2 separate regions of the Homo sapiens genome follow, and region 2 is linked to region 1. A link is a loop called in an ENCODE intact Hi-C map of the cell type or tissue named here. Cell type or tissue: sigmoid colon. All regions are shown on one strand.

What was found. A loop is a pair of places that touch in the nucleus more often than their neighbours do. Peaks named below come from ENCODE experiments on the same cell type or tissue, not always from the same donor. Only the 100,000 strongest peaks of a DNase experiment are listed, where the experiment ranks them.
Region 2: a loop joins it to region 1, with 14 times the contacts of the local background. A loop is called at or near these places in 9 of 110 quality-filtered maps.

Annotation. Positions count from the first base shown.
Region 1 is chr20:13,218,142-13,223,141 of GRCh38, reverse strand. ISM1 (isthmin 1) reads right to left here and starts at 1,868. Exons shown (of 6, transcript NM_080826.2): 1 at 1,228-1,868. The coding sequence starts at 1,365. It also overlaps a transcript of TASP1 not described here. RefSeq lists silencers at 1,437-1,506, 1,966-2,085. In sigmoid colon, no CTCF peak of the experiment used is centred here; DNase peaks (open chromatin) are centred at 1,101, 1,301 and 2,841; H3K4me3 peaks cover 2,478 bases; H3K27me3 peaks cover 2,890 bases.
Region 2 is chr20:13,769,042-13,774,041 of GRCh38, reverse strand. It overlaps ESF1 (ESF1 nucleolar pre-rRNA processing protein), which reads left to right. Exons shown (of 14, transcript NM_001276380.2): 5 at 1,427-1,527; 6 at 2,559-2,711; 7 at 4,021-4,135. Among named protein-coding and RNA genes, the nearest start is that of ESF1, 13 kb to the left of the region's middle. In sigmoid colon, a CTCF peak has its summit at 2,003 (motif pointing right); no DNase peak of the experiment used is centred here.

The sequences.
Region 1 (5,000 bases):
TCTGTCGCCCAGGCTGGAGTGCAGTGGCGCGATCTCAGCTCACTACAACCTCCCGGGTTCAAGCAATTCTCCTGCCTCAGCCTCCCGAGTAACTGGGACTACAGGCGTGCGCCACCACGCCCAGCTAATTTTTGTATTTTTAGTAGAGACGGGGTTTCACCATGTCGGCCAGGATAGTCTCCAACACCTGGCCTGAGGTGATCCACCCGCCTCTGCCTGCTAAAGTGCTGGGATCACAGGCGTGAGCCACCGCGCCTGGTTTGAGCAGATTTTAGGAGCCAGAGAATCCCCTCTGCCTCCTGGGAAAATCCCTGCTTGCTTTTGCCTATGCTCCAAGTTTACAGTTGTCCCACCCCTAGACTCAAGGAAAGGCGCTAACATAGCGGCAGGAAATGCCTAGCTGGGCAATTCTATTCCTAAGTCAGAACTCACATTATGTCTGACCGTCCACTACGCCCTCTCCTTGCCCTGAAGTTGAAATGGATAAACAGAATCCCATTGCTAAAGCGACCTTCAACGGGGAAGATCCTTGGGAGAAAGACTTTGCTACAAGTTTAAAAGCCCCAGGTAACCCTGGCCCAAATCACTACCGGTGCCTTCACTCTGCACCTTCCCCATGACCAAGGGGGCACAAGGGGGGAGGGGGGAACCTCAGGCGAGGCTCCCGGAGGAAGAGGAACACTGGAAGCAAGGGAACCCTGAGGGTGAGGAGGGGATGCCTGGCTATTCTCCTTGGGAAATTATGTCCTGACCTTTGGCATTGCTTCCTAAAGGGGTAGACTCCCGGAGTTCTTTCTCCCAAAGACTTCAGGGATATCATCCTATAAAGTCTCCTTGCGTCCCTCCAGCCTCGAGTAACATTACTCAGCCTCCGAAGGGCAACGAAAGACTGGTAGCACCCCCAAGCAAGCACATTCTCCACACTTCCTCTGCTCATCCCAAACCTCGCTCCTTCCCACCTCCCCACCAACCCCGCACCTGACCCGTGACAGACAGAACTGAAGGAGCGCAGCCCGCAGACCTGGAAGCCGGGTGCAGCCTCCAGGCACGTGCCCCCGCTCCGCCTCTGCCTAAGTCAAGTGGCCCGGGCAAAACTACTGCCAAAACAGTTGCTCTTAGGTGGGGCAGGGGACCTGCCTCCCTGCATCCACCCGGCACTAGCTCAGCACCCCCGCCCCACAAACCGTCCCCGCAGCCGCGCACGGCCCTCTCCGGCGGCGCACTCACCTGCAGCTGGGCTTGGCTGGCGTTGCCCGCGGCCGCGTCGGGCCCGTCGGCGGCTCCCGAGCCGCGCAGCACGGTGATGTGCAGCGTGAGCAGCAGCAGCCCCAGCAGCAGCAGCAGCTCGGCCGCCAGGCGCACCATCCTTTTGAGACGCGCGGCTTTAGGACCCGGCGCGGCGGCCGGCGGCGGCGGCGGTGACGCCGGGGGAGGAGGAGTAGGAGCCCGGGAGCCCGGCAGCGCGGCTCCCGCCTCGGCTCCCGCCAGGGCTCCGCTTCCCGGGCCCGCGGGGCTGGCGCTGGGCGCGGCGGGGTGTGCGGGGCCGGGGGAGCAGGAGCTGCCGGCGCCGCCGCCGCCGCCGCCGCCGCACCACGGCGGAGCCACCGCGAGGCCGGGGGTGTCCAAGCCGGCTGCGGAGCAAGCCCCGGCGCTGCCTGGCGGCGGCGGCGGCGGAGACGGAGACTGGGTCCCGGGACAGCCCGGGACCCGGGCCGGGCCGGAGGCCACCCTGCTGGCAGGGGGCTGCGGGGTCGGCGGCGGGGCGGGCGCAGCCGAGCCCCCGAGCGCACATGGGCGCCCCAGATGTGGCCGCGGCGCCGCAGCTGGAGCGGGAGCGGCCGCCAGAGAAGCGCGGGGAGGAGGAGGAGGAGAAGGAGAAGGAGGAGGAGGAGGAGGAGGAGGAGGAGGAGGAGGAGGAGGAGTAGGAGGGCTTCAGCTGCGGCCGGGAGTTACCTCCACGCTTGGCGCCCCCGCCCTCGCCGCCCCGAGCCACTCACCCGGCAAGCCACCTCCACTACTCTCCGCGCTCCTCGGGGCCGCCTGCCGCGCCGCCCCGCACTCGGAGTCCCGGGGAGGGCCGGTTCCAGATGGGGGCCCCGGGCACACCGAGGTTGTCACGGTTTGGCGGTAGCCGGGGCGCCCTCGGCGGCAGCGTCAGCCTGCCGGGCTGTACCAAGTGCCCGCTGCCGAGGTCGCTGTGACGGGCGCGGGTAGAGCCCTTGTGCACACTGAGGCTCGGGGCTGTGGGTGGGTGGGGTGGTGCCTGGGCTGCTTTAGAAACCTTTATTGGCAAACTGGAGCTGGAGTTGCAGTGATGGAAAACGGAGGGGGCGCCGGACAAGCCATGCGTCTGCCTGCGACCCCTGCCTGAAGCAGTCGGGGGAGAGGAGGAGTGCCAAAGTGTCGTTCCGAAGGGTCTTGACACTTGCTGGGCCGCCCGCTAGCCGGGCACGGCTGTTCGCGGATCCGCGGCGCCCCGTAGAGCCTGGGAAGGGAGGGGAGTCCGACTCTCTAGGCGTTCGTCTGGTCACGGGCGCAGGTGTTGGCTGGAAGCTGCAGAGACGCAGTGCCCGCGGCTCAGGCGCTCAGGAACTCGGAGTGAATCTCAGCTCTAGTGGGCTTGCCTCTGTGGGGGGCTCATCCCGGGGGTGCCGCGCCCAGAGGGGATTTGGGGGCTGGCGTCGCGCAGCTGTCGATCCCGGGCCACCGCCTCATGACCGCGCTGCAGCCTCGGGCTCCCGCGTGCGGCTCATGCCTTGCAGTGGGCGGTTGGCGAATGGAAGGGCTCTGGGATCCGGCTGAGGGCGCGGAGTCCGAGCGTCAGATGCTAGAGCGAACTGTGTCGGTCCGTGGCACCGCGCACTTCCCTCCTTGACCTTGCTCGGGCTCCCGCCTTACCGAAGTGACTCGGAGTAGCGGACGCTCAGTCCGGCCGGGACTTTTATACTGCGCTTCCCCTCCTCCTACCCGTTCCCTCCCTTCCTCCTCCCCAGCGCCGGCCCAGCCCTTCCCTCCCAGCGAGCCAAGACCTAGTCCACGCGTTCGCACACAGCCGCGTCGCACATTTCCAAGCCTTTCCCGCGTCCCGGACCCCAGTGCCTCCGGGATGGAGCCTCCGAATTCTCCCTTGGTGAATGAAATTAAATAAATAATCAACTCTTTCTTGACGGCACGCCTCCCTTTCCCCCTCCCCAATTTCCTACCTTCCTTCTCCGCGTCCTAGAAAGATTTAAGATTCTTAATTCAACTGCTTTCGAGTTCTCGCAAGGCATCTCAACCAAGTATTAACCAAATTAAGGCAAACCCTTGCGCCTTTGCGAAGGTTCCTCCGGTCACCGCGGTACTTTGCAGAATTTAAATAGCGGTAGTTAAGGTAGGGTCTGCTGGTTGGGCTTATTTGTGCCCGGGAGAGGAAGGGCTTGCTGCCTCCTTAAAGATGCCTGAAGCATCTTTAAAATTCTAACTAACTCCAGCATCTTATTAATAAATTGGCAGCTGTTTATAGAGTCTGCTATATTTTTTCCTTTTCATTATTTTTTTTTGGGTGGGGAACGGTGCGAGGGAGGAGGGGAGATGTTTGGAGGGGTGCTTGCTTTGGATTTTTAGGCAGCCGGGCCTGTCAGACATCTTATTTCTATCTCTAGGCTCTAAAATGCCAATAATTGTCACTGGAGTGCGGGTCGGGGGGAGTGGGGGGAAACGCGAAACAATAACCGTCCGTATTTCAGATGGGAGATCAAAGAGGGGATCCCAGCAGCTTTTAAATCCTGGAAGGATCCTCCTGTGTGTTTTCTAATTAGGATCACTTAAAAGGGAAAGGGCTGGAGAATCAGCGCCGAAATAGAATGTATAAATTAAGATGGCAAACTAGAATCCCACAGCCAAAGAGTTTTAAGGATTGTTCTAACCTCCAGTTGTGCCAGATTATGATACGGGCTCGCAGGAACAAATGACTTTCCTATTGCCAGAGGCAGGCTGGTCTGAATTAGGATCCAGGGGCCGCTGTGTCCTGCCCTTTCATCACACACAGTCTCCACATGTAAACCTCAGCTGCTTCTCCTCTCATCTAAAAGTAACAGTTTTGGACCCAAGGCAAAAATGACCTTTAAAAAACTCTGGAAAGAAACCTTTGCAATGAATGTAAATTCTTGTAAAATAATTTGTAAATGGAGATTTGGAGATCAAAGTCTTTGTAAAATGTTGTAAAAATTGTAAATTGAATTTTGGGGACAGATGTCTTTATAAAATGTTGAACAAATGTATGAATGAATCCTATTAAAATCCCTTCACGCTGAGAGATCCCCATTCCAGGTGAATTTATGTTCCAGTAAGCACATATAACGAGTATTGATAAACACCCACGCTCTGATTCCAGTTGCCGAACCAGGCTTGCCAGCAGGGCTCTGTTTTTGAGTTAGGGAACACGGGCTTACAATTTTTGTGGAAAAACAATTACAAATTTAATAGACTAAACCAATTAAGTTTCAAGCACATTTATGAAATTGTACCAATAGCTGATAAAAATGTTTAAAATCCTACCTCCTTCAGCAGAGCGTCCAGAGCACCCTATTCATATCGTTATTACTGATTTTATGACACTTGGGGCACTTGTGTCTGTTTGCATGTCTGTTTTCCCACTAGACCTTGATTGGGATCACCTTTGTGGTAGAACATTTCAGAGCATCGCCCCACTCCCCACCTCCATCCCAGTATCTAGTTTTCTTTCTGGGTTCATGGCTATGAGACATTTTCTAGGTATACTTGGATCTAGGTTTGGGCTGTGAAGAGCTTTTTTCCTTCCAGGTTGACCATAAAACATCCTGAGTGATTATCTGCACACACTCTCTCTTTCCTTTTTTTTTTCTTTTTCATTCATTCATTCTTTTTTTTTTTTTGACAGAGTCACTCTGTCACCCAGGCTGGAGTGTAGTGGTGCGATCTCAGCTCACTGCAGCCTCTGCTTCCCAGGTTCAAGCAATTCTCCTTCCTCAGCTTACGGA
Region 2 (5,000 bases), 550 kb before region 1:
CTCACTGCAAGCTCCGCCTCCCGGGTTCACGCCATTCTCCTGCCTCAGCCTCCTGAGTAGCTGGGACTACAGGCGCCCACCACCACGCCCGGCTAATTTTTTGTATTTTTAGTAGAGACGGGTTTTCACTGTGTTAGCCAGGATGGTCTCGATCTCCTGACCTCATGATCCGCCCGCCTCGGCCTCCCAAAGTGCTGGGATTACAGGTGTGAGCCACCGCGCCTGGCCTAGACTAGCTAATAAACTTTTGAGAAATCATGCTAATATAAAAACTCACCCTGTCGCTTCTCGGCCTTTTGGCTAAGATCAAGTGTAAAAACTCACCCTACAAGTTACAATATCTAAACATTTCATGATGCTATGGGGGTTGACAGGTTTGGGTAAAAATGGGACAAATTGGTAGAACAGAATAGATAGAAAGAGTTCATATGATAACTTAGATCAAAATAGGCTGCTTGAATATTTGGACAAATGAACAGGTCATTGGATAGAGAACTTGGTTCAGATCTTCACCTCCTAATAGCTCCAGCGAAATTCTAGATGAAGCAAAGGAAAAAAAAATTAAAAGTCAAGCCAAAGAAACAATTTAAAAACCCTGTGTTTTAGGCAATAGTGAGAATTTCTAGACTTAGAAAAGAGGAAAAAAAAGAATCAAAAGATGTGACTACATATATATTATAAACTTACATATTAAACCTATTGTGTATATACTATTCAAGTTAGTAAGAAAAACTTGGATCATCTTGTTGATAAATTGCATATTTCAGACAGTTTAAAAAAGCATGTGTTCATTAACAAATGTATATTAAGCCTAGTAGTATCAAAACAATGTCATTAATACAATTATTTCTTGACTCTTAAAGTAGGCAAGATTTTAGAAGATACCACACCTGGTGAGAGTGAATTCTTTTTCTTATATCGAGACTATACCTAATCTGTATAAGGTTGTCGTCAGTTCTGTTCTATTTCTTTAAAAGAAAGCACTGGATAAATGGTATGACAGAGATAAGTTGGTTATTACAAAATTGATCTTCATTATATGTTTATTTTTCTGTATTTCATGTAAACTAATTCAGTCATTTTTCATGTGTGTGTTTTTATTCACATTTCCTTGAGCTTAGCATCTTGTTTTGCTTTTAATTTTTCGTTTGGATCTCGGAACCATCTTGTCCCAGGTGGTATGTGGAGGAGATACTCTTATTTTTGTTTCCAAGCCTCGTATCTTGTTAGTCTCTAGCCAAAGTGATCTATTTTTAAATAAAATTTCTCAAGATGCTCTAGCTTCCTATAGTGGATTTGGAAGTGAGTCACCCTTACTGTTTTCATTGAGTCAAGTTGTGACTTTTAGAGTTCCTGACTTCGACAGGTCTAGATATTTGTGTAAAGGAATGTACAAATTACATTGATCCTATTTTTTTCTGTTTAGATATATCCTTCAGAATTTGGAAAGGAGAGGATGAAGGAAGAGCAAGTTCAAGGACCAGTAGAGCTATTAAGTATTCCTGAAGATGCCCCAGAAAAAGACTGGTATTAAATCACTATAGAACATAAAACTAAACCTCATAAATTCATGTCATTAGTTCAGAATTCTGGTCACCTTAATAGTTAAAACTAAAGTTTATACTTGTGCCATTCGTGGTTAAAACAGGTTGCAAAACAGATTTAAAGTCTGTTAAAAGTGGTACATTATTCCAAGAAGATTTTTGTTCGTGTATATTTCTATTTCTGTATTCATGAAAGTAATTATTGCAGTTTTTGAAAAACATTTCATGATTAAACTGATTTGGAGTTCTTTTGAATTCTTTCAGCCTCGTTGCTCTGAATTAGTACGTTTTGCTTTTTTTTTTGAGACATCATTGAAGCTCTGTTTGCCTTCAAATTATATAATTTTTTCTTATTTGAGAATCAAATAGAAAAGTGAAAGAATGATAAAACTTTTTTTTTTATCATCATGGTGCAATATAGAAAATAATTTAAGATAGTTTTTAAGCCACTAGGTGGAGCTATATTTGCACTTAATAAAAATGAGGGTTAAATAGATTAGTGACAGGAGAGAGCAGATGAAGACCTTCAAAGAAAGAGTTGTATCAGTGCTTTGTGTGGAACCTTAAAAAAAAAAAAAAAAAAAAGAATGTGTTGTAGTTAAGCAAAATCAAACTTATAGACTCTTAAGCAAACATTTTGCAAGATCAGGAATGTCTTTTAGCTAATGGTTTTCTAGCATATTTTATAATAGAATTATCTTTATTGGTTTTACTTGAGAAGGCAGTGTGTAATAGCAAAGTAACTATTCTGTGAGTTAAATTATAGATAAACACACGAATTCCCACACACTCCTTTCCTAGATACCAAATTCCAATCCAAATATCTGTACCTTGTGAGAATAATAAGTTGAGCTTAAGTATTTAATGTTTATAAAGGCAAAGTCATGAAGGAAAGATGGTTTGGTATGAAGGCCAGCTTGTAATATGTTTTTCTTGAAAGAATTACATTTATTTTTTAAAGGGAAATTTTTGTGTTTCTGTATAAGTATGCTTAATAAGTTTTTCCCACTTTAGGACGTCTAGAGAAAAATTGAGAGATTATCAATTCAAACGACTGAAGTACTATTATGCAGTAGTAGACTGTGATTCTCCGGAAACAGCTAGTAAAATTTATGAGGATTGTGATGGCCTGGAATTTGAAAGTAGTTGTTCTTTCATAGATCTAAGGTAATCCAGTGTATGTATTACCAATTTAATCTTTTAGTACAACATGATTATAAGAAGTAAAATATTTGAACTGGTAGTGATCTCTGTTTTATATTCTAAAATGATTTTTTTGCTTTTCGGTTAACTCTATCCCATGGAACATCACTCCTAAGAAAGAAAACAAACAAGACAGTGCTAAAGTATTATGTATGAATCATCCCCACATCTTTGTCCTTTCAGACATATTGGCTCTGTTTTTAAGATGGTGTACCTTACACAATAATATTTCCTTGCAACTGCTTTTAGAGCTAGGAACCAGATGAAGTTAACTTTTAAAAATGCATGGAGGAAGGGGCAGAGGAATTTGAAAACAGATTGTTATCTCTAGATCCATGCTATCCAGTATAGTAGCCACTAGTCATATTTGGTTATTTTAGTTAAAATTTATAAGTCAGTTGCGTAGTCATATTTCAAATAATTGTTCCATTTTGGACAGAGCAGATATAGAACATTGCCCTTGTCACAGAAAGTTCTGTTGGACAACACTGCTCTAAATGTAAATGGCTAAATGTACAATTAGGAAATTGTAAGACTCAACCTTAAGCTTTCCCTTGTTTTCAGTGACACCTCATGTATATGATACTTTGTATTCACAATGCTTACCCATTAATAATTATATTTGATCTTCAAAATACAATATAGCCAGCTGGGCATAGTAGCTCACGCCTATAATCCCAGCACTTTGGGAGGCCTAGGCAGGAAGATCGCTTGAACCCAGGAGTTCAAGACCAGCCTGGGCAACATAGTGAGACCCTGTCTCTACAAAAAATTTTAAAAGTAAAAATTAGCCAGGCATGTTGGCGCACACCTGTAGAGGATCGCTTGAGCCCAGGCCGTTGAGACTTCAGTGAGCCATGATTATGCCATGGACCTCCAACCTGGGTGATGGAGCAAGACCCTCTCTGTAAAAACAACAACAAAATCATGTAGTCAATGACTGCACTATCAGAAGTCTGGATCTTTTTGAAACGTGAGGGACCCACATGTGCTTGCACCTGACTCATTAACTGACTCCTAATGCACGATTTCTATCTATACAGCATTCTTTTAAATTTAGTGGAATTACAGAGTTATAGCTTATGAATTTCAGAAATTTATACAAAGATGAATTCATTCAGAAATATACAAAGGTTATGTCTAACATTGTCTCTTAAACGTGTGTCTTTTAGAAAGTTTGTGTATGTATAAACTACAACTAATTAGATGAGAATCTAAACTGTGGTTATCACTGCAGCGTATTTTAAATAAATTTTTTTTCTTTACTTCTTAGGTTTATACCAGATGATATTACTTTTGATGATGAGCCTAAGGATGTAGCCTCAGAAGTGAATTTAACAGCATATAAACCAAAATATTTCACTTCTGCTGCAATGGGAACATCAACGGTATTTCTTTACTTTAAAAAATATGTAGCTGGACTCTATTGCTTTATGAAGAGATTTTGTATATTACTTATAGCATCTTTAAAAATGGAAAGTATTAATTTTTTTGTTATTATTTTTTCTTGAGACAGAGTCTCGCTCTCTCACCCAGGCTGGAGTGCAGTGGTATGATCTCAGTTCACTGTAACCTCTGCCTCACAGGTTGAAGCGATTCTCGTGCCTCAGCTGCCCAAGTAGCTGGGATTACAGGTGTGTACCACTACACCTGGCTAATTTTTGTATTTTTACTAGGGACAGTGTTTCGCTATGTTGACCAGGCTGGTCTTGAACTCCTGACCTCAAGTGAGGCCGCCTTGGCTTCCCAAAGTGCTGGGATTACAGGTTTCGTGAGCCACTGCTCCCAGCCTCAAAGTATTCAAAATTTTTAATGCATGGGTACAGAGAGAAATGAGACACAAGCGTGTCTGCCTCTACCATATCTGTGAACCTGTTTTCAGATTCTTGTTACGCATTTAAGCCTGTGTCAGTTATCTGCTGATGTTTCTTTTTTCTCTTCTGTCTTTCCTGTACACTCTTCTGTCTCTCCTATACACTCTTCTGTCTTTCCTATACACTCTAATAAATCAGTTATTAATATCCTAAGGAATAAGGGGAAGTGGATAATAAATTACCTCCCCGCACAGTTAAATGAAACTAGGGAAAATTTAAAATAAGAGTATCTCCTATACACTCTAATACATCAGTTATTAATATCCTAGGGAATAAGGGGAAGTGGATAATGAATTACCTCCCAGCACAGTTAAACAAAACTAGTGAAAATTTAAAATAGGAGTACCTTTTTCTGCAGATGATTCAAAACTGTAAAAAG